Regions from separate parts of the Homo sapiens genome. Here all the other regions are linked to region 1. A link is an interaction called in ENCODE POLR2A ChIA-PET data of the cell type or tissue named here. Cell type or tissue: MCF 10A. All regions are shown on one strand. Links, peaks and the distances in the headings refer to the core of each region. The heading gives the core; the rest is flanking DNA. Region 1 has its middle 7.7 kb from the start of CHRNE. Region 2 overlaps MINK1 (misshapen like kinase 1). Region 3 holds the start of INCA1 (inhibitor of CDK, cyclin A1 interacting protein 1).

What was found. Peaks named below come from ENCODE experiments on the same cell type or tissue, not always from the same donor. Only the 100,000 strongest peaks of a DNase experiment are listed, where the experiment ranks them.
Region 2: POLR2A ChIA-PET joins it to region 1 with 10 read pairs; 4 of 35 experiments call an interaction of 5 or more read pairs at or near these places.
Region 3: POLR2A ChIA-PET joins it to region 1 with 12 read pairs; 14 of 35 experiments call an interaction of 5 or more read pairs at or near these places.

What each region holds. Positions count from the first base shown.
Region 1 is chr17:4,905,319-4,916,348 of GRCh38, reverse strand. It overlaps a transcript of CHRNE not described here and a transcript of C17orf107 not described here. Among named protein-coding and RNA genes, the nearest start is that of CHRNE, 7.7 kb to the right of the region's middle. RefSeq lists enhancers at 6,021-6,847, 7,065-7,234, 6,848-7,673, 7,674-8,500. In MCF 10A, for the core only: a CTCF peak has its summit at 7,072 (motif pointing left); a DNase peak (open chromatin) is centred at 7,068.
Region 2 is chr17:4,843,721-4,854,750 of GRCh38, reverse strand. The region is part of intron 1 of MINK1 (misshapen like kinase 1); the gene reads right to left. Among named protein-coding and RNA genes, the nearest start is that of MINK1, 16 kb to the right of the region's middle. RefSeq lists enhancers at 1-905, 4,372-5,085, 5,086-5,801. In MCF 10A, for the core only: no CTCF peak of the experiment used is centred there; DNase peaks (open chromatin) are centred at 2,100, 4,240 and 5,500.
Region 3 is chr17:4,993,617-5,001,616 of GRCh38, reverse strand. INCA1 (inhibitor of CDK, cyclin A1 interacting protein 1) reads left to right here and starts at 4,095. Exons shown (of 7, transcript NM_001394789.1): 1 at 4,095-4,121; 2 at 7,142-7,223. The coding sequence starts at 7,180. KIF1C (kinesin family member 1C) reads right to left here and starts at 3,667. Exons shown (of 23, transcript NM_006612.6): 1 at 3,461-3,667; 2 at 1,647-1,767; 3 at 1,265-1,397; 4 at 769-845; 5 at 216-395. The coding sequence starts at 1,370. RefSeq lists enhancers at 740-1,350, 1,351-1,962 and silencers at 3,205-3,304, 3,355-4,224, 4,265-4,354. In MCF 10A, for the core only: no CTCF peak of the experiment used is centred there; DNase peaks (open chromatin) are centred at 3,746 and 4,026.

The DNA.
Region 1 (11,030 bases), core at 2,715-10,714:
TTGTTTTTTGCTTTTTTTCTTTCCTGTCCAGAATCCAATCCAGGGCCATATCACTTTAATTTGCTTTAGTTCCTTAACCTGTCTTTATTTTTCATAAATTTGACATTTTTGAAAATTATAGTCCAGTAATTATGTAGAGTTTCCCTCAATTTGTCAGATGTTTCCACAAGGTTGTATTTGGGTTATGTTTTTCTGGCAGGAATATTACACCAGCGATCTTTCTTGGTGGGTCCTATCAGGAAACACATTATATCAATTTCACCCTTAATGGGGATGTTAACTTTGATCCTTTGGTTAAGGTGGCATCCGCCATGTTTCTCCACTGTGGAGATTCTGTTTTTTTACTTTGTAACTAAGGAGCACTTTCGTGGAGAGATACTTTGATACTATGTAAATATCTTGTTCCTTCTCAATCTCTGGCCTATATCCTGCAGCATCCACTGATAATTTTTTTTTTTTTTGAGACAGAGTTTCACTCTTGTTGCCTAGGCTGGAGTGCAATGGCGTGATCGTTGATCGTGGCTCACCACAACCTCTGCCTCCCTGGTCCCGGTTCAAGCAGTTCTCCTGCCTCAGCCTACTGAGTAGCTGGAATTACAGGCACGCGCCACCACATCCAGCTAATTTTTGTATTTTTAGTAGAGACGGGGTTTCACCATGTTGGCCAGGCTGGTCTCGAACTCCTGACCTCGTGATCCGCCTGCCTCGGCCTCCCAAAGTGCTGGGATTACAGATGTGAGCCGCCGTGCCTGGCTATCCACTGATAATTCTTGCTGGAATTAATTCCTGTCATGATGACAGAAAAACTTTCCTTTAAAAAAAAAGTGATTTAGCTGACTCTGAGCACATTGTCTATGGGTTAGCTCTGTTCTCCGAGAAGCAACAACAACAAAAATAGGCTGGGTGCAGTGGCTCACTCCTGTAATCCCAGCACTTTGGGAAGCGGAGGCGGGTGGATCACTTGAGGACAGGAGTTCAAGACGAGTCTGGGTAACACAGCAAAACCCTGTCTCTACTGAAAAATATTTTTAAAAATTAGCCTGGTGTGGTGGTGCATGTCTGTAATCCCAGCTATGCTCAGGAGGCTGAGGCACAAGAACCCCTTGAACCTGGGAGGCAGGGGTTGCAGTGAGCAGAGATCTCGCCACTTGCACTCCAGCCTGGGTGATGGAGCGAGACTCTGTCTAAATAAATAAAAATACAAAAATTAGGCCTGGCACGGTGGCTTACATCTGTAATCTAGCACTTTGGGAGGCCGAGGTGGGTGGATCACCTGAGGTCAGGAGTTCGAGACCAGCCTGGCCAACATAGTGAAACCCCATCTCTACTAAAAATGCAAAAATTAGCCGGTCATAGTGGCACATGCCTGTAGTCTCACCTACTCCGGAGGCTGAAGCAGGAGAATTGCTTGAACCCAGGAGGCAGAGATTGCAGTGAGCTGAGATCGTGCAACTGCACTCCAGCCTGGGTGACAGAGCAAGACCCCATCTCAAAAATAAATAAATAAATAAATGCAAAAAATAAAAAGTGATTTAAAAGCCAGGGGCGATGGCTCATGGCTGTAATTCCAGTACTTTGGGAGGCTGAGGTAGGAGGATTGCTTGAGTCCAGGAGTTTAAGACCAGCCTGGGCAACACAGTGAGACCCCGGCTCTACAAAGAAATTTAAAAATTAGCTGGGTGTGATAGTGTGGACCTGTAGTCTCAGCTACTCCGGAGGCTGAGGTGGGAGGATCACTTCAGCCTGGGAGGTCAAGGCTGTGGTGAGCTGTAATGGTGGCACTGCAGCCTTGGCAACTCTGTGAGACCCTGTCTCAAAAATAAATAAATAAATGTATACATAAATAAGTGATTTAAGTTTATTCCTTTTTCTTTGTAACCAAAAGAGTCCACCTAAAACAAAACAAAAGTTGGAATCAAAAGTGGGTTTCCGTGGAAGTGATCCTGAGTCCGATAAGGATCCTGAGTCCGATAAGGAGCCTGGATAGTTGAAGTAGAATGTTTCTATCCAAGGTTTGCATGAGAGAGTCACTAATTAATCTGTCACCTGGGGGATCTTGGACTTTAAACATGGGCACTGTTAGCAGGCATTTGGTCAATTGGTGGCTTTAGCTCTGGGTCAATTCCAGGAGAGAAAGTGTATTTTGAGCTTTCTAGACTGGATTAGTTACTGTATTATAAATTCCTAGGGCACCTTGCCAAAGCTGTTCTGCTACTTTGTTTTAATGTCTGTCTGTCCCTCTGGATGGCAGACTTTGGAACAGCAGGCACTCAGAAGCATGGCCCATGTTCTAAGAGGCAGGAGCTGCTCCATGCATTGGGAGAAGATTGAAAACATTAAATAAGGAACCTCCTTGGGCTTTTCTCTCTGTCTCATGTCTCACTTTTATAAGCGTCCTCTGATGTCTTTCTTTTTTTTTTTTTTTGAGACAGTCTTGTTTTGTCGCCCAGGCTAAAGTTCAGTGGCATGATCTTGGCTCACAGCAACCTCCACCTCCTGGCTTCAAGCGATTCTCCTGCCTCAGCCTCCTGAGTAACTGGGATTACAGACACCTGCCACCATGCCCAGCTAATTTTTGTATTTTTAGTAGAGATGGGGTTTCACCATGTTGGCTAGGCTGGTCTTGAACTCCTGACCTCAAGTGATATGCCTGCCTCAGCCTCCCAAAGTGTTGGGATTACAGGCCACTGCGCCCAGCCTAAAACAACGTTTGAACATTAGAATTAAGAATTTTTTTTTTGTAGAGATTGGGGGGTGTCTCACTATGTTCCAGGCTGGTCCAGAACTCCTGAGCTCAACCTATCCTTCAGCCTTGACCTCCCAAAATGCTGGGATTACAGATGACAGCCACCTAACTCAGATACCACTTTCTTTTTAAATATAGACTTCCCGGGCCAGGTGCGGTGGCTCATGCTTGTAATCCCAGGAGGCCGAGGCGGGTGGATCAGCTGAGGTCAGGAATTTGAGATCAGCCTGACCAACATGAAGAAACCCTGTCTCTACTAAAAATACAAAATTAGCTGGGCATGGTAGCATATGCCTGTAATCCCAGCTACTCGGGAGGCTGAGGCAGGAGAATCACTTGAACCCAGGAGGCAGTGAGCCGAGACTGCACCATTGCACTCCAGCCTGGGCAACAAGAGTGAAACTCTGTCTCAAAAATAATAATAATAATAATAAATAAAAATAAAAATAGACTTCCAGCTGGGCGCAGTGGCTCACGCCTGTAATCCCAGCACTTTGGGAGGCCGAGACCGGTGGATCACGAGGTAAGAAGATCAAGACCATCCTGGCCAACATGGTGAAACCCCATCTCTACTAAAATACAAAAAATTAGCAGGGTATGGTGGCGCGCACCTGTAGTCCCAGCTATTTGGGAGGCTGAGACAGGGGAATTGCTTGAACCTGGGAAGTGGAGGTTTCAGTGAGCTGTGATCACGTCACTGCATTCCAGCCTGGGCAACAGAGACTCTGTCTCAAAAAAAAAAAAAATTAAAAATTAAATAAATAAAAATGGACTTCTATTTACTTTTAGTATTAATAGTATAAATAAGTATTGGTAGTAGGAGCATTAAAAGTCAAGCCAGCCATGGTGAAGTGAGGCTGCAGTTGATGCTACTCAGGAGGCCAAGGCAGGAGGATCATTTGACCTCAGGAGTTTGGGACCAGCGTGGACAACATAGCATAGCGAGACCCTGTCTTGATGAAAAAGTTAAAAAATTAGCCAAGTATGGTGGTGTGCGCCTGTGATCCCAGCTATTCAGGAGGCTGAGGCAGGAGGATCATTGAGCTCAGCAGGTCGAGGCTGCAATGAGCCAAGACTGCACCACTGTGCTCCAATCTGGGTGACAGGTGTACTTGCTGTTTTTTTTTTTTTTTTTTTTTTTTTGAGACGGAGTCTTGCTCTGTCACCAGGCTGGAGTGCACCGGCACGATCTTGGCTCACTGCAACCTCTGTCTCCTGGGTTCAAGATATTCTCCTGCCTCAGCCTCCTAAGTAGCTGGGATTACAGGCACGTGCCATCACACCCAGCTAATTTTTGTATTTTTAGTAGAGATGGGGTTTCACCATGTTGCCCAGGCTGGTCTCGAACTCCTGACCCCAGGTGATCCGCCCACCTTGGCCTCCCAAAGTGCTGGGATTACAGGTGTGAGCTACCGTGCCCAGCTGTAATTACTTCTTGCCTCCTTTCTGTTTGGGATTCCCACCTCATCAAACTGTTTAGGTACTGGGAGTTCTTAGTAGTTTTTCTCTGATATTGAATCCTTTCCTCCTGAACTTTGAACATCAGCTGGACCCTCTTCTGGCTTCTGCAGCGGCATCATCTCTGCCACCACCTTCTCTCTTTCTGAAGGCAAGCCCACAATGTGGTGGAAACTGCCCGTGAACGCAGCATCCATTCTTTGCTGATATGGGGATTCTCCTTCTCGATTCATTCTCGTCTTCTGCCTCTGCGCTGAAGTGAGAAGCAGATTCGAGATCTTTTCTTTTCTGTTTTTATTTTTTATTTGTTTTATTTTTTTTATTGCAGCAGAGGCTCACTCTGTTGCCCAGGATGGAGTGCAGTGGCGCAATCTGGGATCGCTGCAACCTCCACCTCCCAGGTTTAAGCAATTCTCCTGCCTCAGCCTCCTGAGTAGCTGGGATTACAGGCACGCACCACCACACCCGGCTAATTTTGTATTTTTAGTAGAGATGGGGTTTCTCCATGTTGGCCAGGCTGGTCTTGAATTCCTGACCTCAGGTGACCCGCCCGTCTCGACCTCCCAAAGTGCTGGGATTACAGGCGTGAGCCACCGCGCCTGGCTGAGATCTTTTCTAACAAGATGAACGGTATGGACTCTCCTTCCTGTACTGGTAAGTTGCAAGGACTTTTGTTTTCTCTTCTTTACCCAAGTTTGTGGAGAGATTGCCTCCTGGGGAGGGTGAGTGCTTAGCCCTGGCCCTGGGGCCGCCCTGGTGGCCTCCCTCTCCTCTTTCTCTCCATCTCCCCCTCCCCCACCCTCCACATTTTTATCCCTCTTTGAAATCACTTTGGAGTTTTTACCATTTTTGTTCATCTCTTTCCTAGGCACCAGCCCCCTTCTGCTCTGGTGTGCTGTTCTCCTCCAAGTCCAGATCTTCCTCTCTCCCGGGGTTTCTCACCGTTTCCCCACGGTGCCCAGGTTTTGTCAGCTCTTCATGGCTTTCTGTGAGGGCTTCATAAATACAGCAGAGATGTCACTGGTTACAGACATTTTCTCCCAGTTTGTTGTTTGCTTGCCTTTCGTTTCATAGTTTTTGCCCTACAGAAGTTGATGTATTTTTTCTTTTTCTTTATGGTCTCTGATTTGGGCTCTAGGGAAAGGAAGGAAGGCCTTCTTTCCTCTGAGATACTAATTAGTTCATTAATTCTTGTTTGGTCTATGACTTTCTTGGCTTCAGTTTTTTTTTCTTTTTCTTTTTTTTCTGGTCTCAAACTCCCTACCTCAGGTGATCCGCCCGCCTCAGCCTCCTAAAGTGCTGGGATTACAGGCGTAAACCACCGCACCTGGCCTCAAGTGGAACGCTTTACTTTTCTTTTTCTTTTTGTTTTTATTTCTGTAGAGATAGGGTTTCGCCATGTTGCCCAAGCTAGTCTTGAACTCCTGGCCTCAAGCAATCCTCCCACCTTGACCTCACAAAGTGCTGGGATTACAGGTTGGAACCACCACCCCTGACCTGAAAATTCTTTGGTTTTTTTTTTTTTGTTTTTTTTTGTTTTTTGAGACAGAGTCTCACTCTGTCACCCAGGCTGGAGGGTGCAATGGTAGGATCACCACTCACTGCAACTTCTGCCTCCCAGGTTCAATTGATTCTCCCCCATTTCCACTTCAGCCTCCTGAGTAACTGGGACTACAGGTGCATGCCACCAACCGGACTAATTTTTTTTTTTTTTTTTTCCTGAGACAGAGTCTCGCTCTGTCGCCCAGGCTGGAGTGCAGTGGCGTGATCTCGGCTCACTGCAAGCTCCGCCTCCCGGGTTCACGCCATTCTCCTGCCTCAGCCTCCCGAGTAGCTGGGACTACAGGTGCCCGCCACCACGTCCGGCTAATTTGTTGTATTTTTAGTAGAGACGGGGTTTCACTGTGTTAGCCAGGATGGTCTCCATCTCCTGACCTCGTGATCCGCCCACCTCGGCCTCCCAAAGTGCTGGAATTACAGGCGTGAGCCACCCTGCCCTCCCTGAAAATCCTCATATATTAAGCCAAGAAAAGGGAGATATATTGGAAAGAGGCTGAGTTTCCTCATTCCATCAAAGGACTTGTGGGCAGCCAGCCTGTAGCAGCTCTGCTGGGCCTCAGGTATTCCTGGGGCGGGGCGGGAACGCTGAGGCGCATTCTTGTCTCTGCTCGTCTGCGTCTCAGCTGCATTCTCTCTTACACACGTAAAAAACGAGGAATGAACATGGCAGCCCATGCATCCAGGTTTCATAGCTTGTGGCAGCAGAGACAGACTGCTTTCCTGTGTTTTGTTTGAGAACATTCCCAGGGAAGGGACTTTCTTTGGCCTGGCTTGGGTCAGGTGTCCTCCTGAGACCAGTCCACTCTGGCCAGGGGTGGGCTGTCTCCGTTCCAGGCAGATCCTCTGGGCCCACAGGATTGGAGACGGACAGTTCTCAGAAGAAGGGAAGGTGCTGGAAGATAAAGCACCCGTGACTTCATGTATTTCCCTCATACGGGCTCGTGCCTGTAATTCCAGCACTTTGGGAGGCCGAGGCGGGTGGGTCGCCTGAGGTTAGGAGTTCGAGACCAGCCTGGCCAACATGGTGAAACCCCGTCTGTACTAAATATACAAAAATTAGCTGGGTGTGGTGGTGCGGCCTGTAGTCCCAGCTACTCGGGAGGCTGAGGCAGGGTAATCGCTTGAACGCGGGAGGTTGCAGTGAGCTGAGATTGCGCCACTGCATTCCAGCCTGGCCAGAGAGGGAGACTCCGTCTCGAAAAAAAGAAAATAGAAATCCGGGTCTACTACACCTCCCTGCTCTGGTTCAGCTGAACCTACTTCTGTCCACAAATCAAGAGCAGGTCTTTGTGTGGAGTGGAGAGGGGGCCCTCCTCTGGCCAGCCTGGGGATATTTGTGCTGTGAGGGCACTGAAGGCAGAGAGGCCGCGGCCTGGCAGCCTGGCCGCTGGAGTCAGCTGCAGCTGTTCTGCGCTGCTAGCCAGAAGCCGGCAGGCGACGGGAGTGGCTTCCTGTTGAGCTAGTTCTTTTGGGTCTTACTTGGAAGTCAAAGCATCCCGGGGTGTGTGTGTCTGTGTGTGTGTCTGTGTGTGTGTGTGGGTCCATGCCTGTGTCTGTGTGTATGTGTGTATCTGGGTCTGTGTGTGTGTGTGTGTGTCTGGGTGTGTGTGTGTGTGTCTGGGTGTGTGTGTGTGTCTGTGTTTGCGTGTCTATGTGTCTGTGTCTGCGTGTGTCTGTGTGTATCTGCGTGTGTCTGTGAATGTGTGTGTGTGTGTGTGTCCGTGGCTGTGTGTGTGGCTGTGTGTGTGTCTGTGTTTCTGTGTGTGTTTGTGTGTCTGTGTCTGTGTGTGTGTGTGTCTTTGTGTCTGTGTCTCTGTGTGTCTGTGTGTGTGTCTGTGTATCTGTGTATGTGTGTGTCTCTGTGTGTGTGTGTGTGTGTGTCTGTGTGTCTGTGTGTCTGTGTGTGTAGGGGAATTGTCAGGCAGCCCATTCAGGTTCTGGGGAATTTTCATTATGAAAATACGAACCATCAGCCCTGGCTAGCAGGCCTGTGCCTGACTCCACTAACTCGGCAGGAAGTCTCAGCCCCCGAGGCAGTCCTCACTGTGAGCAAACCAAACCTAGACAAAGACGGTGGCTGAGCGTTGCTCCCAGCGCTGGCAGGAACGGTGGCTGAGCTTTGCTCCCAGCACTGGCAGGAACGCACTGCTGTGATGTGGGAAGTGGCAAGAGCCCCTTCCGGAAACTCCTCCAGCATGAGGAGCAAGGCAAGCCCCTGGGATGCACTGGTCACTCACAAGTTGCAGCTCCAGCCCCTGGCTCTCAGGTGAATGCGGTCTATGTGTGAGGCCCATGGCCACTGCAGCCTTCCAGGAATGAGGATTTCTACTCACTGTAACCCGCACCTCTCCTATGCAGGTTGTTGGCTCAAATGTAGTTTTGTTAACTATTGCATTTTATTATTATTATTATTTTGAGACAGAGTCTCACTCTGTCACCAGGCTGGAGTGCAATGGCACGATCTAGGCTCACCGCAACCTCTGACTGCCTGGTTCAAGGGGATTCTCCTGCCTCAGCCTCCCGAGTAGCTGGGATTACAGGTGTAATCCCCTGGCTAATTTTTTGTATCTTTAGTAGAGACGGGGTTTCACCATGTTGATCAGGCTGGTCCCAAACTACTGACCTCGTGATCCGCCCGCCTCGGCCTCCCAAAGTGCTGGGATTACTGGTGTGAGCCACCGTGCCCGACTAAGTTTTCTATTTTTAGTAGAGACAGGGTTTCACCATGTGGGTCAGGCTGGTCTTGAACTCCTGATCTCAAGTGATCCACCTGCCTTGGCTGCCCAAAGTGCTGGGATTACAGGCACGAGCCACCTCACCCAGCCCACTATTGCATTTTCTATGTTGTGGGGTGTGTGTGTGATGTATTGTTTATACATGATGTAGTTGTGGTGCTTAAGTTGAGGATTTAGCCCATCATTTGGAGAATGGATGGAAATCAGACCTGAGTGAAACTACTTAGAGCAGGGGACACTGGACTCTGGGCTGAGAGTGTTTTTTTTTTTTTTTTTTTTTTTTGAGACTGAGTCTTGCTCTGTCACCAGGCTGGAGTGCAGTGGCGTGATCTTGGCTCACTGCAAGCTCCGCCTCCCGGGTTCACGCCATTCTCCTGCCTCAGCCTCCCGAGTAGCTGGGACTACAGGCGCCCGCCACCATGCCCGGCTAATTTTTTTTTTTTAATTTTTAGTAGACACGGGGTTTCACCATGCTAGCCAGGATGGTCTTGATCTCCTGACCTCGTGATCCGCCCGCCTCGGCCTCCCGAAGTGCAGGGATTACAGGCGTGAGCCCCCGCGCCCGGCCCGGAGTGTTTTCTTGAAGGACCCTTGCCATAATCACTTTTTTTTTTAATTCCCCCAATCATTTATCCTTTAAGTTACCAACCATGCAATTACACTCTTAAGTTTTTTTTAACATGTACAATGAAATTATTATTGACTACAGTCACTCTGTTGTGCTATCAAATAGTAGGTCTTATTCTATTTTTTTTGTACCCATTAACCATCCCCACCATCCACCTACCTGCCCACTACCCTTCCCAGCCTCTGGTAACCATCCTTCTACTCTCTATGTCCATGAGGTCAATTGTTTTGATTTTTAACTCCCACAAATAAGTGAGAACATGCAATGATTGTCTTTCTGTGCCTGGCTTATTTCACCTAACATAATGATCTCCAGTTCCATTCATGTTGTTGCAAATGACAGGATCTCATCCTTTTTTATGGGTGAATGGTGCTCCATTGTGTATATGTACCACATTTGCTTTATCCATTCATCTGTGTTTTTCTTTTTTCTTTTTTTTTTAAACAGTTTTCTCTCTTGTTTCCCAGGCTAGGATGCAGTGGCATGATCTTGGCTCACCATTCATCTGTTTTTTAAAATTTTATTTATTTATTTACAGATGAGGTCTCACTATATTGCCCAGGCTGGTCTTGAACTCCCAGGCTCAAGCAATTCTCCTACCTCAGCCTCCCAGTGATGACCAATGATGCTGAGCACGTTTTCTTATACCTGTTTGGCATTTGTGTGTCTTATTTTGAGAAGCGTCTATTCAAATCTTCTGCCCTCTTTTTGATCAGATTATTAGATTTTTTTTCTCATAATCACTTTTTGAAGCAAGATTTCAAGTTTGAATCCTGCTGGGGAGGATAGAGTGAATTTATATTAACTGTATTAATTTATGTATATTTCATATATTTGTATATATTTCAGCTCTAGCAGTGAGAATGGCATCCTGGCAGGCCGTTTTGGGAGCTAAACATATAGGAGAAGTGGGCTGGGTTGCTAGAGGGTGAATTACCAGACATGTGGTGTCAGGGCCTGCCACACCCACTATCCATCCTAAACAAGGCAGTCTTAGGCCAACCCCATGATCCTTCTTCAGTGTTGGCACCCCAAGCCCTCAGAGCATCAGGCAGTAGCAACGGGAACAAAAGTGCTGCCTCTGCAGAGAGAAGCCAAGAAGTTGGTCTGGGGCTAAGACCATGGTGAAATGATGCACAGGTGACGAGAAAGCAGAAACTACACAGTAGAAAGGGGACATGCAAAGTAGGGGGAATGGGCAGTGCTGACGAAGTGAGAGGAGCAGAGAGCGGACAGAGCGGCAGAGACAGATCAGGAGACAGGCTCTGGAGCTGCCTTGGCCTCTGACACTGGTCTAGTAAGTTCCAGTCCATGTGCAAGACTACAGGAAACCTAGGAGAAACTTCATTTTTTTGTTTTTTGAGATGGAGTCTCACTCTGTCACCCGGGCTGGAGTGCAGTGGCACGATCTCGGCTCACTGCAACCTCCGTCTCCCAGGTTCAAGTGATTCTCCTGCCTCAGCCTCCCGAGTAGCTGGGATTACAGGTGCCAGCCACCACACCCAGCTAATTTTTGTGTTTTTAGTAGAGATGGGGTTTCACCATGTTGGCCAGACTGGTCTCGAACTCTTGACCTCAGGTGGTCCACCTGCCTTGGCCTCCCAAAGTGCTGGGATTACAGGTGTTGAGCCACCGCATCCAGCCGGAAACTTCATTTTTTTGAGATAGGGTCTCGCTTGTCACCCAGGCTGGAGTGTAGTGTGATCGTAGCTCACTGTGTCCTTGATCTCTTAGGGTCAAGCAATCCTCCCGCCTCAGCCTCCTAAGTAGCTGGGACTACAGGCATGCACCATGATGCCTGGCTAATATTTTTTGTTGTTGTTTATTTATTTTTGTAGAGATGGGGGGTCTCACTGTGTTGCCCAGGCTGGTCTTGAACTCCTGGGCTCAAGTGATGCTCCAG
Region 2 (11,030 bases), core at 1,160-9,159, 60 kb after region 1:
GTGTTTTGAAGTGTTTTTATGGGAATGAAGCACTGGAGGGGAGGAAATCAGGCCAGTTCTAGAAGTAGAAGGAAGGCGAAGAAACCAGGAAAAATATTTATGTGATGGGAGGAAAGGCAGTTTATAAATCACTCATGGATCTCTATGCCAGAGGGATGTGTGAGACACACGCATGCACACACACACTGACTTGCAGGTACATGCAGAGGCAGAAACAAGTCAGGACATGACACATACATGAATACACATACCATTCTCATCAGAAACCAGTCAGAGCAGAGGGGCCCTGCCTGGAGCAAGGAGACTGGAATTTATTCCCCTCCTCCTCTCAAAGGGTAATTTTGCTGCCTCCATGTCTAGGTTCCCCACAGATCTGGCTGCCTCAGACAGGGGCCCTGGTCTGGTGGCTGGACTCAGCCTGGAGGTCTTCACAGATGGAGGCCTATAAGAGGTGGCAGCTGACACCTGGAGGGAGCTGGATGAAAGCAGGCAGTGCAGAGTAGAGAAAGCCAGGTGGTGGGGGAGGGAGTGAGGGAGAAGAGGGGACCAGATTCAAGCAGCCTTGCGCTGGTTCTAAAATGGCCACAGCAAGGCAACGGACAGATGGTCCCTTTCTGATGCTGAGCCGGGGAAGTGGGGAAAGGGAAAAGGAAAAAATAAACACCATCACAGTCAGAAATTTAAAAATAAACTGAAAAACCTAAAAAATAAACCGTTTGCTTCTGAGGTTCCGTCTGCCTCCAGAACCTTCTAAGGGAAAATACAGAACTGCAGGCCTGGAAGGGCAGCCCCAGCCTCGGGTGTGAAGATAGTTGGAGGTCATTCTAGCCATCTCCTATCCCCAGCTGGAGTATCTTGCAAAGTCTTTCAGGCAGCGGAGGTGGTATCTCAGCCTTTACCTCCCCAGCACTTCTTCTCAAGTCTCACTGTAGGTAAGCGAGGCCATGGCTTTTCAAATGTCAGAGCCGTTTGATTCTGTCTCTCTCCCAAGAATCAGTTTCCGTCCGAGATCAGCAGAATCAAGTTCATCCTCTCACAGTTGCTGCCTCTCCTACCACCACCCAACTGCCCAGACTTTACAGTTCACAGGGTGCTTTCACAGTCATGACTGCATCTGCACTTAAACCTGCAGGGAAGCTTGGCAGGAATGACTAGCTCAGAGCACAGATGAGAAAGCCAGGGCTCTAACAAGTGAAATGTTTGTCAAGGTGAAGCAAGCGCTCAAACTTGCATAGCCTTCCGATGGCACACAGCAACAACCACACTCCCCCACCAACCACACTCTTCCCACCAACCACACTCCCCCCACCAACCACACTCCCCCTCAACCACACTCCACCAACCACACTCCCCCAACCACACTCTTCCCACCAACCACACTCCCCCCAACCACACTCTTCCCACCAACCACACTCCCCCACCAACCACACTCTTCCCACCAACCACACTCCCCCACCAACCACTCTACCTACCAACCACATTCCCCCCACCAACCACACTCTTCCCACCAACCACACTCCCTCACCAACCACACTCCCCCCACCAACCACACTCCCCCCACCAACCACACTCCCCCTCAACCACACTCCCCCACCAACCACACTCCCCCACCAACCACACTCCCCCCACCACACTCCCCCAACCACACTTCCCCCACCAACCACACTCCCCCCATCAACCACACTCCCCCCACCAACCACACTCCCCCTCAACCACACTCTCCCCACCAACCACACTCCCCCCACCAACCACACTCCCCCATCAATCACACTCCTCCACCAACCACACTCCCCACCAACCACACTCCCCCTCAACCACACTCCCCCCAACAACCACACTCCCCCACCAACCACACTCCCCCACAAATCACACTCCCCCACCAACCACACTCCCCCACCAACCACACTCCCCCACCAACCACACTCCCCCACAAACCACACTCCCCCACCAAACACACTCCACCCATCAACCACACTCCCCCACAAATCACACCCCCCCCACCCAGTAGATTCTGTCTCCCTCTGTGGGCCAAACAGGTTCTTCCTCAGGCTCACATATGACTGCTGTACAGCTGAATATCCCAGCTATGGTTTACCTGGAGCCTTGCCAATTCTCATGCTGGTGCCTTTTGGTTCTTGCTGGTGTGGGGATGAGGCAGAGGGGCAGGAACACTGCACTAACTAGTGGCTTTCTCTCTGTTCCTTCTCACTCCTGGGTCTCCACATGCTGTTCATCACTCTCCTCCTCTTTACCTGGATGCCTCGTGCCTGTGCCTCCCGACCTCCACTGAGACAATGTCACCTCCAGGAAGTGCCCCTCACAATCCTCTCCTCCCACAATACCCTGTACTGACTCTTTCGTGACACCAATTACATTTTTGTGATTGATTCTCTTATCTGTCTCCTCTGCTAGACTAAGTTCTTGGAGGTCAGGGCTGCCCTCAATACCTGTCTGTGGAATGAATGAATACAGAAATAAAAGAAAAACCTCCCTCCTTCCTTAATGCAGCAGTTATCTAGAAAAACCTCCCTCCTTCCTTAATGCAGCAGTTTCTCACACTAGTTTTGGATTATCTCCATCCTTCCAAAATAATCCTTGAATATTCACTTAAGTGGAATGCATTAGAGCAGCTACTAAAAGTGAATCTCCTTTTTGTCATATGAATCAGCACCTCATAATTTATATGCTTGGTAAATGTTTTACCAGAGAGTGGACTTTCTTAGTTTTTTTTTTTTTTTTTTTTTTTTTTTTGAGACAGAGTCTCACTCTGTTGCCCAGGCTGGAGTGCAGTGGGGTGATCTCAGCTCACCGCATCCTCTGCCTCCCCGATTCAAGTGATTCTCCTGTCCCAGCCTCCCAAGTAGTTGGGATTACAGGCACAAGCCACCACACCCGGCTAATTTTTGTATTTTTAGTAGAGACAGGGTTTACCTTGTTGGTCAGGCTGGTCTTGAACTCCTGACCTCAGGTGATCCACCCACCTTGGCCTCCTAAAGTGCTGGGATTACAGGCGTGAGCCACCACGCACGGCCCGAGAGTGGACTTTCTTAAGGCAGGGAATTCCTACGTGGTTGGCAAAAACCACACGGGAACACTAATAATGGCCCAAAGAGGTCGGGAGACAATGGGGCCAGGAGAGATGAAGGGAAGGCTTCTCGGAGGAGAAAAGAGCTCAGCGCAGTGGAAAGGAGAAGGAAACGGGCAGAGGCTGGGCTGGGTGAGAAGGGCCAAAGAAGTCCCCATCGCAGGGGGGCAGACAGCGAGCAGGAAGGCTCTAAGATGGAAGAGGGTAACTCAGGGGTAGGCTTTCTTAGCTGAGGACAACAGCAAGACAGGAGTGTGGTGAAATGGAATGATGGTGCTTAGTGTTTACTGCACTAAGAATCAGAAGGCCTGGGCACTGGTTCTGACTCTTCTGTATAATTTAGGCAAATCCGCAAATCACTTAACCTCTTGGAGGTTCTTTTCCTTATCTACCCAGGCCCATTTCACAAGAATTCACCGATGTGGAAACATTTTAAAATCCATAAAATGCTACAAATTTGCATAGAGTCATTATGAAGAAACTGGCTCCCACAAAGCAAGGCAAAACTGTGGCAAAAAGTGATTTACCAAAACTGTTGGCGTTACTGGGATTTAGGGTGAAGTGTGGCAGTTCAGGAGAGAAGAAACAAGATAAAAAGTAGAATTGAGAGGAAGGCAGGTGAGACAGAAGGGAGGAAAACCAGATCTGTGGCCTCGGAGGCAGGCTGACAGGGGCAGGGAGGAGGGCCAGTCCCTGGGAAGCAGACACCAGAGAGAGCAAGGAAGGGCACAGCATGGCAGTGGGAGGGGGCAGAAAGGAGATGCCAGGCCCGTTCAGGCTGGCAGATACCAAGCTAACGGAGGAGGACAACACTAGTAATGAGGGGTTGGATAATAATAAGGCTTCTTGCTGCTGGTTTTCAATTGCAGCACAAACAGATCATTATATCTTATTGCCAGCCTCCTTCTGTGGGAGTCAGGTGTCCACAAACCCAAGGAAGAGACTAGAGAAGCTTCATGACCAAGAAAACTTGTGACCTGTACCCATATGATTTCGAATTCCAGAAGACCAATGACAGGCCATGAGAGAAAACTTAGGAAGGAAAGCTCTGAAGGACAAGGGGACAGGAAAAGAGATCCTGGAAGGAGAGGGAGAGGGTGTGAAGCTGAGTCAGCTGTAGGAAGAACAGGTAGAGGGCGGGGGGGGCCAGCAGGAAGGGGAGGAAGGACTGTCTGAATCACACTCTGAGAAAGAACAGGGTTACTCTCCAAAGGGTGGAGACCAGATATTCTCTGGCCCCACCAAGGACCAACCCAGGATAAATTACAGCTGAAGAGACGCAGGTGAGACAGAAGGGGAACTTCCTGACCAGCAGGATGGAGCAAACATGTTCACTCAACTTTTCACCAGGCCTGTCTCTCCTGTTTATCCTAAGAAACCTTCCCAGACACCTTTCATGCCAAATCTATGGCCTGGTGAGCCAGCTCATGCATTCATTCAACAAACACTGAGTGTCAGCTATGTAGAGGCATTGCTAGATACTACAACGTGGCGTTGAACAAAACAGAAATGGTCCCTTCTTCCTTCATGGAGCTTACAGTCTAATCAAGGAAGCAGACATTAAAGACATAATTACACAACACCTGTGAAAGACTCTGATGAAAAAATACAGAGTGCTATCAGAACGATTCAAGGAGGCTGCAGTGAGCCACGCTTGCGCCACTGCACTACAGCCTGGATGACAGAGGGAGACAGTGTCTCAAAAAAAAGAAGAAAAGAAAGATTAAAGGGAGGTCAAGATGGGAAGGGAGCCAGGAAAGGCTCGCTAAGGAAGTGATGTTTAAGCTGAGACCAGCCGGGCGCGGTGGCTCACACCTGTAATCCCAGCGCTTTGGGAGGCCGAGGCGGGCGGACCACCTGAGGCCGGGAGTTCGAGACTAGCCTGACCAACATGGAGAAACCCCACCTCTACTAAACATACAAAAAATTAGCCGGGCATGGTGGCGGGTGCCTGTAATCCCAGCTACTCGGGAGGCTGAGGCAGGAGAATCGCTTAAACCAGGAGATGGAGGTTGCGATGAGCCAAGATCGCACCATTGCACTCCAGCCTGGGCAACAAGAGCAAAACTCCATCTCAAACAAACAAACAAAACACGCTGAGACCACAGGGACAGGCAAGAGTTAGCCAAGGGAGGAGCAGGGGTGGGGAGCACACAAAGGCTCAAGGCAGGAATCTCAAATCTCCAGGCAAGGCAGAGTAAGGAGCCCAGCATCCTGAGCCGCCCAGCCTTCAATCTGTGCCTTTCAATAAAGCTCTTTATACATTTCTGTGCCAATGTCTTGTCTCTCACATCCCAACAAAGCTGTGTGTCCCCAAGGGTGAGGCATAGGTTTTCCCCTCAGGCTGAATGCTTTCTCTGGGTGGGTCCAGAGCTTTTACAGAAAACAGCACGCAGGGCCAGAGTGACTGCCCAGTGATTGCCGGAATTCCTGAGTCAGGACAAACAGGAGTTTCGTGTTCAGATAGAAGATTTTGAAGTTACTCTTCCTTGCAGTGACGCTGGAAGACTTTCAGGAGATGGTAGGAGGCTCTAGGACTGGGAAAGGGAAGCCAAGCCCACAGAATTCCAGGTCTACACCTGGGGCTCACTGACTCACTCTCAGCCATTTACCTTAAAATCAATAGACTGGGTGGTTTTCTCTTTCTTAAACAAAATACTAAGTCAGGGGGAGAGGAATGTTAAAGAACCCCAGGAGACACGCTTTCTGGGAACTTTGTGCAATAAGAGATGTTGGGCAGCTACCACCTGTCTAATGAGCATTTACCAGACTAAGCACTTTACATCCCTTTTATTTAATCCTCTCAACATCCCTATTAGGTGAGTCTTGTTACCTTCATTTTACAAAGGACAAAACTGAGGCACAGGGGCCAGGTTCGCGGTGGCTTAGGCCTGTAATCCCAGCACTTTGGGAGGCTGAGGCAGACGGATCACCTGAGGTCAGGAGCTCAAGACAAGCCTAGCCAACATGGCAAAACCCCATCTCTACTAAAAAATACAAAAACGAGGCCAGGCGCGGTGGCTCACGCCTGTAATCCCAGCACTTTGGGAGGCCGAGGCAGGCGGATCACGAGGTCAGGAGATGGAGACCATCCTGGCTAACACGGTGAAACCCCGTCTCTACTAAAAATACAAAAAATTAGCCAGGTGTGGTGGCAGGTGCCTGTAGTCCCAGCTACTTGGGAGGCTGAGGCAGGAGAATGGCATGAACCTGGCAGGCGGAGTTTGCAGTGAGCCGAGATCACGCCACTGCACTCCAGCCTGGGCGATAGAGTGAGACTCCGTCTCAAAAAATACCCCCAAACACTGAGGCATAGGGGTATGAGTTACTTGCCAAAGAACACGTAGTAAGTGACAGAACTGGGGTTTGAATCAAGTCTGTCTCCAAGGTCTGTGCAGTTGCAGGGAGCGATGGGGAAGGTCCCCCATTCCAGGTTCCTCTCTGTCCCTAAGGAACAATTCCCTGTCTTCACAAGTCAATCCCCATTTGGTTCTGACTGCTCTTCCTCCTCAGCACTAGCAGACTCAGGAAACCGTCTCTGGAGTGTACATATTCTGAAGGTCATATTTCAAATCAAATAGTCCTTCAGAGTCCCTCCCGTCCTCCCTCCCTCCTTCTTCCTCTCTCTCCCCCATCTCTCCTCTTTTAAACAGAGATGAGGTCTCTATGTTGCCCAGGCTGGTCTCAAGCTACTGAGCTCAAGCACTCCACCCACCTCTGCCTCCCAAAGTGCTGGGAGTACAAGCATGAGCCACTGTACTGGGCCCAGACCTTTTTCTGAAACTTCCCTTTATTTTTTGTGTCCTTCCCATGGATGCTGGGCTCCATACCCACACTCCAACACTGCGCCCAACCTGAGATCTCTCTACACAGTAGGAACTGATGTTTCCGAGACCAGCTCTGAGACACCACCCGCCCTGGCCACTGGCACCCCCCGTTTCTGTCAGCTCCTCCCAGCTTAACACACAGTCACCACCTCATACATGCACTTTTCCTTATATATAGAACACTGTAAATTACACATTTAATATATTCATATGTTTAAGTCAGTGTGAGAACAAATAAAGCATATTTTGACCTCTATGACAGGGGGCTGGCTCTGTCTCATAGTAGGCACTCAAAAATTTTTAGGAAGAAATAAGGACTCCTGGGCCTGAAGGGATCTTAGGGAATCCTATCATCCTACAGTCCTCGGGAAACACTCCCTGCAACTGCATAGGCTTTGGAGACAGACTTGGATTCAAACCAGCATCAGCTCACCTAGTCAGGTGTGGTGGTGGGAGCCTGTAATCTCAGCTACGCTAGAGGCTGAGGCAGGAGAATTGATTGAACCGAGGAGGCAGAGGATGCAGTGAGCTGAGACTGCGCCACTGCATTCCAGCCTGAGCGAGACTCCATCTGAATGAATGAATGAATGAATGAATGAATGAATGAACTGGAACCAAAACTAGAACCAGGTCACCCGGCTCCTCATGCCATGTTCACTCCATGGATCACATTGCCTCAAAGGCAAAGTCAAACAGCCCGTTGTGTTAGCAGGCCTCCCACTGACAGCTCTTTAGAGATAGGCAATTTGGGCCACCTGAGGAGGTTATGAGGCCAGGACAGGAGATCCGGGCAGTAGCAGGTATGTTCATTGTTAACTTGTGAAACACAACTAAGCTGCAAAGACTACACTTTGGACTCCACACTGACCAATCTCACACGAGATCTCTGTTTCTGGTGGGGACTGGGCAATGCGGCAGAGTCATGAGGCATGAGTATGGGAAGTCAGCTCTCACTAGCTCTGAGGCCTTGGCCGACTGCTGGCACCTTCTGAAATGTAAGATGGGGCCGAGCCTGTGGCTCACACTTGTCATCCTAGCACTTTGGGGGGCAGAGGTGGGAGGATCACTTGAGGCCAGGAGTTCAAGGCTACAGCAAGTTATGATCATGCCGCTGCACTCCAGCCTGGTCAACAGAGCACGACCCTGTCTCAAAAAAAGTCATAATAAGATGGCCCATAGAGGCTCTGCTTTAAACACAAACACTTCAATCACTTATTACTTGTATTGGCGATGGTGATGGGAACAACATCCAGGCAGACTGTAGGATAACACCTAAGGATGTTAGTGTCTCTAGGAGTCATCAATTGGAACATTCCTTCATTCAAACTTTGAACATTAGGGTGGGGTAGACTGAGACTCAGTCCAAGGAAAACAACTGACTGCCATTCAGACCTGGCTCAGCCTAAGAAAAAAGTACGCTTTAGACTGCAGTAAGAGGAATTGTGGTGAGAAGGGCCATTCGGTATTGGGCAGTTCCTGGAAGGTGTCATCAAATACATGCAGCTTCCTCTAAGGTTGTACAAGGAGACAGAGAAAAAAGACCTCATGAGTCCTTGAGTCTTCCCTTGATCCTTCCAATCTGACACTATTGTGAGGAAACGCAGAGGTCTTTTGCACTGCAGGCTTCTGCCTGGTAATGTAAGGGCACAGCCCACAACAGTGTACCCTAAGATACCACCCCAGCCTACCAGCTAGAGGCCTGTATTTTGACCTCTAAGACAGGGGGCTCTCCTGCCCTCCTCTCTTCCTGGGCCACCTGGAGAATAAGTGTGTCACTCCCTCCCTTTTTCCTCCTTCCCCATGAAGGTCAATGAGAAACTGTAAATAGCAAGGATGAGGGAAAGTGAGGAGGCCAGGGAGGCCATTGCATTCATCTGTGTTCTAAAATATCCAACTCAGCCACATGCGGTGGCTCACGCCTGCAATCTCAGCACTTTGGGAGGCCAAGGCAGGTGGATCACTTGAGGTCAGGAGTTTGAGACCAGCCTGGCCACCACAGTAAAACCTCCATCTCTACTAAAAATACAAAAATTAGCTGGGCGTGGTGACGCATGCCTGTAGTCCCAGCTATTATGCTTGGGAGGCTGAGGCAGGAGAATCGCTTGAACCCAGGGGTGGAGGCTGCAGTTGAGCCAAGATTGTGCCACCGCACTCCAGCCTGGGTGACAGAGCAAGACTCTCTGTCAAAAAAAAAAAAAAATCCAACTCAATTCCAGGTCATGCTTTGGGTCTGTCCAGGAGTATGAACACTAGAGGAATACAGAGCCTGACCTGGCTCTCAACTGTCGAGGCCTGGAGGTCCAGGAGGGTTGACCGCCCTTTAACACATGTACCCCTCACATACTAATACAGAAATGCTGTTACATTCTATGATCTTCATCCCCTAAACGACCTTATTTCCAACTTCCTCTAGCACCTACCCATCAGACCCCCAGGATGAGATGAAGTAAGAGGCTGAAAACAAGCAAGATGACGAACATGAGCATAGCAGAACCAGAACGCAAGTCATGGCTGGGGGGTGGCAAAAGGAACTGAATACGGAACAGAAACCCTTAACTTCTCTTGCTGCTGCCCAATCCTCTTGTGATTCCAGACAGCCATTTCATTTAAAATCCCTTTCAGAAGCCTGTCATCTTGCATTAGAGCTGGGAGGGGGGTTGTGTTCTGGGTTGGCTGATGATACATGGACTTCTGAGACATGCACCTAGGCGGACTCAACAAATATTAAACATCTGCTCGGTCAGACCCTCTGCTCAACTCTGCACACACAAAAGACAATGAGATGCAGAATGGTGGGTGCCAGGGGCTGGAAGGTGGAGGGTTCAGAGAGTCAGTGTTTAATGGGTACAGAGCTTCATTTGGGGAGGATGAAGAAGTTCTGGAGATGGATAGTGGTTACAGTTGCACAACAATGTGAATGCACTTAATGCCACAGAAGTGTACGCTGAAAAATGGTTATAATGGTAAGTCTTACATATACTTAATCACATTAAAAAACAACAACAACACATTTTTAAAGGGTGGGGGGAAATGAGACAGCCTTCCTCTCCTCCCTCTGAAGAGGCTTTCTTTTGAATTATTCGACTATCTTTCCTGCAGACCAAATATTCTGAAGTCTTCTGCATGTCCTCTTCATCATCACAGTGATCTACCCAGCGGCCCTACATTTAGAAATCTCTATTAGTTCTGGGTACGAGCCCCGTGGAGCTCTGTATTCCCAACATGTGCTCCCCAGTGCCAACCCACCACCTGTTCAGCTCAGGCTGAGGTCACTCACTCTCCCCACCTCAAAAAGACCCAGGTATACGAATAAAAGGTGTCCTCTATTAAGACACAGATCTAGAGGCCAAGTGCTCCTGGAGGGCAGTAACTATCTCTCATACAGACTGTCTCCAGCCCATGAAACAGGCCATATTCCAAAAGTCTCCAAAAACTTTACCAAGAAACGTTATGGATAATGTTTTAGTCCTCAGTAAGCCCACAAAGCCTGTTTACCATAAGTCACAGAAATATCACACATTTACAATTAAAACAGGCAGGCCGGGCACGGTGGCTCACATTTGTAATCCCAGCACTTTGGGAGGCCGAGGTGGGTGGATCACCTGAGGTCAGGAGTTCGAGACCAGCCTGACCAACATGGTGAAACCCTGTCTCTACTAAAAATACAAAAATTAGCCAGGTGTGGTGGTGCGCACCTGTAATCCCAGCTACTCGGGAGGCTGAGACAGGAGGATCTTGAACCTGGGAGGTGGAGGTTGCAGTGAGCCTAGATCGCACCACTGTACTTCAGCCTGGGCAACAGAGCAAGAGTTCATCTCAAAAAAAGCAAAAAGAAACCAAAAAACAGGCAGAAAACAATACCAGTTGCATGTAGTCTAGAGTGCCAGCTACACACTGCCCTCCTGTCCTCCCCTCAGTGCCCACCCCCAAATACCCACCGCCACGTGGGAGCAGGTCTCCCTCCAACAGCATGGCAGCCCAGGTTTTGGAGTCAGACTTGAGTCTGAATGTGGGCTCTGCTGCTTACTGGCTGTCCAACCTCAGGCAAGTTACTTAACTTCCAAGTTAATTTCTGTAAGCTTTGGTTTCTTCATCTTGCAAATGAGGATAATATTGTC
Region 3 (8,000 bases), core at 1-8,000, 88 kb before region 1:
CCCTGCTCTACTCACTGAGGCTCGTTGCCTCTGATAGGGGCGAAGACCCTCCCACCCCAGAGGGTTGTCCAGCTTGCAGTCAACCTCTATCTCCCATCACCAATGGCCTCAGAGCCAGGTCTCTGTTCCATAATCCTCCGACCCTAGTCCTTCCTTCCTCAGAGGGCAGCTAAAGATGCTCCTGCCCTGGCTGCCCCACCAGGTCCTAGGCGTACCTGGGGCACGATGCCCTGCTGCCCTGGCTCCTGTCGCCCCATCATGGTATAGGATTTCCCAGCCCCGGTCTGCCCATAGGCAAAGATGCACACGTTGTAGCCTTCAAAGGCGTGGAGCAGCATCTCTTCTCCAATGTCCCGATACACTTGCTGCTGAGATGCAAACTGGGGGTCCTCCGTCTAGGAGAAAGTGGGGGCAGAGAAAAACAGAGTAACCCTGGATGTCTTTATCCTTTGTGTCTCTGTCCCAAGAGTCTTGCTTCCATCACTGACGATTCCCCAAATGTCCTGTGTGCCCTCCCACCCTCATCATTGTCCTTACCACCCCAAGGATCCTATCCAGCCCCTGCTAGTCCTAATTACCCCAAGGGATTCCGCCTTCCTGTCGAGGCCTCAATCACAGCCTAAGGGTCCTACCACCCCCACCCAGGATCATCCTCCCAATTCACCCTGACTAATCCCCTGGGGGTCCTATTTCTTAACATGTCCCCTCCCCAGGACCTAAATCCTCTGTCTCTCACTGCCTTGCTCTTCCCCCAGCCCAACAACCCACCGAAGTGTGTGACCAGTAGGAGTAGTCAAAGGTGAAGCTTTTGGGGGCATCCTTGCTCTGTTTAGGATTGATGATGGCTGAGGGGCAGGAGAGGGTAAAGGAAGGAAAGTCAAGGTCAGGTATTCCCAGTCCCTGCCCATACCCCAACCAGCCCCTGGAATCCAAGCATCCCACTCCTCACCACTGTCCTGACTCTTCTCTCCCCTTTAACATTCCCCACCCCCTCCAGCCACCAAAGCTAATTTTGGCTTCCTAGGACCCGCCCCCACTGAGCTGCCTCCCTGGATTGGGCAATGGAGGGCTCCAGGCCAACATTCCCCCTCCCAGGGACTGGGAACACGGGAAAGGCCAGCCTGCCCCAGCCCCCGCCCTTACGACTAGCACCTGCTCTGTGCCCAGCATTACCCTCCTCTTAGTTTGGCCCAGCGGGACTGGCCTGTGTGGTGGGCCCGGCCTTCCCTGCCTGTGCCCAGCCAGGCCCCGGGGACTCACTCACAGGTGGTGTTGCCCTGCATGCTGACCACACACTTGGCATCCTGGCTGGTCTCACGGGCGTTAAAGGGCCGAACCCTCACTGCCACTTTCACCGAGGCACCAGCCATAGCTCCAGACACTCCTGCCCTCCTCAGCTGGAGGACAGAGAAAGGAGTGGTGGGGTCAGAACCACTGCAGGGACCCAGACATTGCCTCCCAGCTTCTTCCCGGAACCAGTCTCTTCACATCTCCCCCAGAGCCACCCAGCCTCTCAAGGACCCAGCTCTTATTCCCTTGGCTTTCCTCCCAAATGTCACTGTCTTGAGAGACTCCCAAAGGTATTTCTGCCTCTCTCCCCAGCCATATTCCAGCTTGCAGGAACCTGGGCGGTCTCCCCCAGTTACCTGGCGTCCTGGCCCCAGACCAGGGGGGCTGTATCAGTTCTGGCTGCCACCGGCCCTCGTAGGGGGAGCCCCATCCTACTCCTGGGGCCTGGCCACACCAGCTGGGGCTCTGGGAGATACCCTGATTGCGGGGGAAGAGTTGTTAGAAGGCACCTGTGGTTCCAGAGACCCGTCTGGGGTTCCCAGGTTGGAGGGCCAAGGTTACGGGGGGAATAGCAGGAAAAGTACGGACAGCTGCCCCTCTAGAGTGGCTGAATGCAATGTGAATCCAAGGGCAGGGACGGTGATATTTTTATTCCTTGTCACTCGCAAATGTACTGAACGTTCAGATAGAGGACAGAGAGAGAAAGAGGCTGGACAGAGGGCAATTCAGAGAGAGGGGCACATGGGCAGAGACGTGAGGGGGGTGGGAAGAGAGAGAGGAGGGGCAGAGAGTCACAGACACCAAGAAAATTAGAGAAATAAGACAAAAGGCAAGCCTGAGGTCATGCTATGAAGGAAAGAATGGGAGAGGAAAGGAGGAAGAGACACAGCACAGCAAACACACGGTGTTAAAGAGACAGGGTGGGGAACTCCGGCGCCAAAGCACAAACTGGGAGCCCAGAAGAGAGACCAGAGAGGAAACTGCAAATGCAAAACCTGTCCTCAAATTCCCCCACAGTGTCGGCAAGGGAGAATCTAGTTTCCACCTGAGGCCCACAACCTCCATGCACCAGGCCAGTAGTGCAGATGGGCAAAGTCCAAGGACTGTAGGTAGGGCCCAGGACTGGGATCCACAGGGCCAGCTGTGTGGGCTCTAAGCCCCTTGCCCAGCCCCCAGCACTTCCTCCTCAGGATCCGGGACAATGAGCAGGGGAGGGTGGGGTCATCCTGTAGCCATCAGACCAACCCTCAGGGCTCCACCCTTGGGGCGCCCAGAAATACCTGTGTTTGAGGGTAGAGGGTCCCTGGGGCCTCCCTAAAAGGGAGAAAGAAAAGGAAGCCGGCTGGCTGGTGCCAGCCCCAACCTGGGGCTAGTGCTATGGCGTCCACTGCCCTGGGGAAGGTGCCAGGCTGGAGCCCAGGAATGTGGGTGATCGGGTGCCCACACCCTGGGAGGAGAGGCTGAGCAGCCCACGCCCACGGACAACAGGGAGGAGGACCACGAAGGATAAGGGATGCGGAGCCCCCTCCTGTGGCCCCAGTGGACCCCAAACTCCTGTCACGCTGGGCCTCCCCTCACCAGTCTTCCTGGGCAGAGCATGGGAGGGTGAGGGGCTGGTCTGTCCCAGGACAGGAAGGGAGTAGCTGGAATCACAGAAGCTGGCTCAGGAAGAACAGCCCTGACCCCCTAGACCCTGACCAGGGGAGGGAAGGACACTGGTGGGGACAAGCGATGGTGACGCCGTTGCTGCAGCTAATGGGACAGGGATGGGGTGGCACGGCTGGGGGCCAGCGGGGTAAGGGAATAGAGGTAGGGACAGGGGTCGGCCGGTGCAGCTGTGAAGGAGCCGTGGGGTACAAGGAGGATACTGGGCGGCTGGGGTGGGGCCGACCGGCCCGAAAGGGGGTCTTGGGCCACCTGCACCTTGCCCACCCGGCGGTTCTCACACAGGTCCCCGCCCGGCCTCTCAGGGCGGCCATGCGGACCCGTCCTCCTGTCCAGCCAGCCGGCGGCCGCCCGGGCCTGGCACCTCTCTGCGCCTCCGCGGAACAAACAGCACATGATCCCGACTCTTGAGCCTAGATCGCGCCGCCGGACCCCGGCTCCCCGCCCCCCAACCCGGCACATTCCTCCGCGGGCGTCCCTTCCCTCCCCCTTCCCCAGCCCTCACCTCGGCGCGGCGGGGCTCCCGGAGCAGCTCGGCGGAGAGGGACAAGCTTTCCGGGAAGCGTGAGGCGGAAGCGGGAAGGATCTGGGGCCGGTTCGGAGCTGCCCCCGCCCCTCGCCGGGTGCCCGGGCGGCGGGCGGCGGACTCGCGCCCCGGGGGCGGCAGCAGTAGCGGCGCCAGCGGCCGGCGCCCGCCCGGGCAGCGCGAGCTGGGGCGGGAGCGAGGGGCGGGGGACGCGCGAGCGCGCGCGGAGGGGCGGGTACGCGCGGTCCCGGGAAGGAGCCGGGAGCGACCCGGGCTACTCTTGTTAAAGGGGCAACGCTCCTGGCCTGTGGGGCCCAGCGAGCGGGAACGTGGGGACCGAGCTGCGGACGCAGAAGGGCGAGCAGACGCCGCAACCCAGGAGGGTTGCAGACGCCTGAAGAACAGGGAAACGTCGGGGGCTGACCCGCGGGGGCACCCAGGCCCCGGCCCAGTTCCCGTCGCCGCCGTTGGAGGCGCGTCCAGGGGGCGGAGCCTCCTGCCGAGGCCCGCCCAGAAGGTGGCTCCGCTCAGGCCCCGCCCTCAGACGAGCACCGCCCGCCGGCTCCTCCCGCGGCTCGAATCGCCGTCTCTCTCCTCCCCGCCCCGCCGAGTTCTAGAATTCGCCGCGCAGCTGCTTCAGGTGCTGGGGCCAAATGCGGCCGGCCGTGGCGCGGCTACTCGGGCGCTCTGTCCCCGCCTGGCCCTCAAGTTCGGCCGCCCTGGACGCCGCCTGAGGCCCAAACAACCCCTTCAGGCCCGGGTGCCGCCTAAGGCCGGAGCTGCCCTCTCAGACCCGGGGCGTCCCTCAGGCCCCAGCCTGCCCTTCAGCCTGGGCCCACCACCTCAGGGCCCCTCTCGAGGGAAGCAGCCCCCAGTCGTGCCCTCGGGCGGGGCTGCCCGGAAGGTCCGGCCACGCCCGGTCCACCTGTCGAGGGTCCCCGTCGCCCTTTCAGGCGCAGGCCGCGCCCTCCGGCCCGGCGCTTCCCTCCAGCGGGGCTCCAGGCAGCCCCTCAGCCCCAGCCGGACCCTCGGGTCCTCATCCACCCTCGCAGGCGCAGGCCGTGGCTACCCCGAAGTCAACTGTGGAGGATCCTTCCTGGCTTCCTTCAGCTCCATCCTGCCCTTGGATCTAGGTCACCCGCTTGGACCCAACTATCTGAGGCCCGAATGCCCCGCAGCTCCCGCTGCTCCCTCGCGTTCTGCTGACCCCCCTCCGAGTCAGGACATCCCCTTTAGACCCCACTTTAGGCCCTTTCAGCCCAACTCCAACTAGCCCCATCTGCCGCTTCCGCACGGTATACTTCTCTCCGCTTTTGACCTCACCTGCTTTCCCAGCCCATCCCTAGTTCCCTTGGATAAATACTAGTTCACCTCTACAGTTCCAGCTGGCTGCTTCTGTCCTTCGGGAGCCTATGTGCACTCTCTCCTAACTTATCTAGTATTCTTTTTTTTTTTTTTTTTTTTTTTTTGAGACGGAGTCTTGCTCTGTTGCCCAGGCTGACCTCGGCTCACGGCAACCTCCGCCTCCTGGGTTCAAGCGATTCTCCTGCCTCAGCCTCCCGAATAGCTGGGATTACAGATGCCTGCCACCACACCCGGCTAATTTTTGTATTTTTAGTAGAGACTGGGTTTCGCTGTGTTGGCCAGGCTGGTCTCGAACTCCTGACCTCAAGTGATCCGCCCACCTCAGCCTCCCAAAGTGCTGGGATTACAGTCTTGAGCCACCGCGCCTGGCTTTTTTTTTTTTCTTCTTAGAAACAGGGTCTCACTCTGACGCCTAGGCTGGAGTGCAGTGCAGTGGTGCGATCTTACCTCACTGCAGCCTTGACCTCCCGGGCTCAGATGACACTCCCACCTCAGCCTTCCGGGTACAAGCGCACACCACCACACCTGGCTAAACTTTTTCGTATTTTGGTAAAGAGGGGGTTTCGCCATGTTGCCCAGGCTGGTCTCAAACTCCTGGGCTCGAGCAATCCACCCACTTCCGCCTCCCAAATTGCTGGGATTACAGGCGTGAGCCAGTGTGCCCAGCCTTAACTGCCCTTTCTCCCCACCCCAACTGGCCTTCAGGTCATCTTTGGCTGTCCCTATATGCAACTGACCTCCCTATCCACAGGCATTCCCAACTGCCCCCTCCTTCCCTGTCACCAGTTGACCATTATGTCCACACTTAACTTTTTTTAATTTCTTTTTTTATTTTGTTAGAGACAGAGTTTCACTCTTGTTGCACAGACTGGAGTGCAATGGCGCGATCTCAACTCACCGCAACCTCTGCCTCCCTGGTTCAAGCAATTCTCCTGCCTCAGCCTCCTGAGTAGCTGGGATTACAGGCATGTGCCACCATGCCCGGCTAATTTTTGTATTTTTTAGTAGAGACAGGGTTTCTCCATGTTGGTCAGACTGGTCTCGAACTCCCGACCTCAGGTGATCCACCCGCCTCAGCCTCCCAAAGTGCTGGGATTACAGGCGTGAGCCACCACACCCAGCCAACTTTTTTTTTTTAAATAGAGATGACGTCTCTCTGTATTGCCCAGGCTGGTCTCCAACTCCTGAGCTCAGGCAATTCTCTTGCCCCAGCCCCGCAAAGTGCTGGGATTACAGGTGTGAGCCACTGCACCCGGCCCACACAATTAACTTTCACTAACCACTCATAGTTGATTCATTGAGAACCCTCAATTCTGTCACTTCTCTTACCCCCAAATGCCTCCACCCCACCCAGTCTCCACTGTCATCATTTTTCAATTTCATTGTCCCATATTGCCAGTTGTCGCTTAACTGCCATCTGTAAATTTCACTTATTCTGCACATTTAGCTTCAGAAGATTTGCTTTCTCCTTTATCTTTTTACCACATCCACTTTTCCTGTGCTCACTATCTTCAACCTAAATGTTCAATTAACAGTCCAGCACTACAAATACCTTTTTTTTTTTTTTGAGACAGAGTCTTGCTCTGTTGCCAGTCTGGAGTGCAGTGGTGCAATTTCAGCTCACTGCAACTTCCTACTCCCTGGTTCAAGTGATTCTTCTGCCTCAGCCTCCGGAGTAGCTGGGATTACAGGCATGCGCCACCATGCCCAGCTAATTTTGTATTTTTAGTAGAGACGGGGTTTCTCCATGTTGGTCAGACTGGTCTCGAACTCCCAACCTCAGGTGATCTGCCTGCCTCGGCCTCCCAAAGGGCTGGGATTACAGGCATAAGCCACTGCGCCCAGCCGCTACAAATACCTTTTAAGCTCTCTCTTTTTTCAGCATCCATACATTCTTTTTCCATTCTCTAGATCTGCTACTGGCCTCATCCCTACAGACATTATATGAATGAATGCCTTTTTTTTTTTTTTTTTTTTTTTTGAGACAGAGTCTTGCTCTGTCCCCCAGGCTGGAGTGCAGTGGCGCGATCTCGGCTCACTGCAACCTCCGCCTCCCAGGTTCAAGCGATTCTTCTGCCTCAGCTTTCTGGGTAGCTGGGACTATAGGCGCGCGCCACCACACCCGACTAATGTTTGTATTTTTAGCAGAGATGGGGTTTCACTATATTGGCCAGGCTGGTCTTGAACTCCTGACCTCATGATCCGCCCGCCTTGGCCTCCAAAAGTACTGGGATTACAGGCGTGAGCCACCACATCCAGCCCGAATGAATGACTTCTTTTCCATTATCCTCCCAGCACCAAAAAGGAGACTAACTACCCAGCCCCGTCCAGTCATGCAGGTGCAGGATGATGGAGTCAACCTCATCCCCTTTGCCAAGTGAGTCCTCCCACTGGGTGGGGAGCATGGGGATGGGATGGAGGGGATATTGCATGCCTGGGTCCTTCCCTAAGAGGATTAGGAAATAAAGAACGGGAAATGCAATGCCTGGTCTCAGGGGATTGATGATTCATTAATTTATTCAACAAATAGTTTGAACACTACAATGTTCCAGGGACTGTATTAGGCACTGGGGATTCAGCAACTAGCAGGATAGGGGTCCTGCTCTTGTAGAGCTTACATTCTAGAGAGGGGAACACAGAATGTGCAAACAAATACAATTTCAGCTAATGATGGGTACTATTTAAAACATAAAACAGTGGGCCAGGTGTGGTGGCTCACTCCTGTAATCCCAGCACTTTGGGAGGCCGAGGCAGGCGGATCACCTGAGATCAGGAGTTCGAGACCAGCCTGGCCAACATGACAAAACCCCATCTCTACTAGAAATACAAAAATTAGCCAGGCATGGTGGTGCTCGCCTGTAATCCCAGCTACTTGGGAGGCTGAGGCATGAGAATTGCTTGAACCCAGGAGGCAGGGGTTGCAGTGAGCCAAGATTGTGCCACTGCACTCCAGCCTGGGCGACAGAACAAGACTCCATCTCAAAAAAAAAAAAAAAAAAAAAAGGCCAGGCACGGTGGCTCACACCTGTAATCCCAGCACTTTGGGAGGCCGAGGTGGGTGGATCACGAGGTCAGGAGATCAAGACCATCCTGGCTAACAAAGTGAAACTCGTGTCTACTAAAAATACAAAAAAATTAGCCGGGTGTGGTGGCG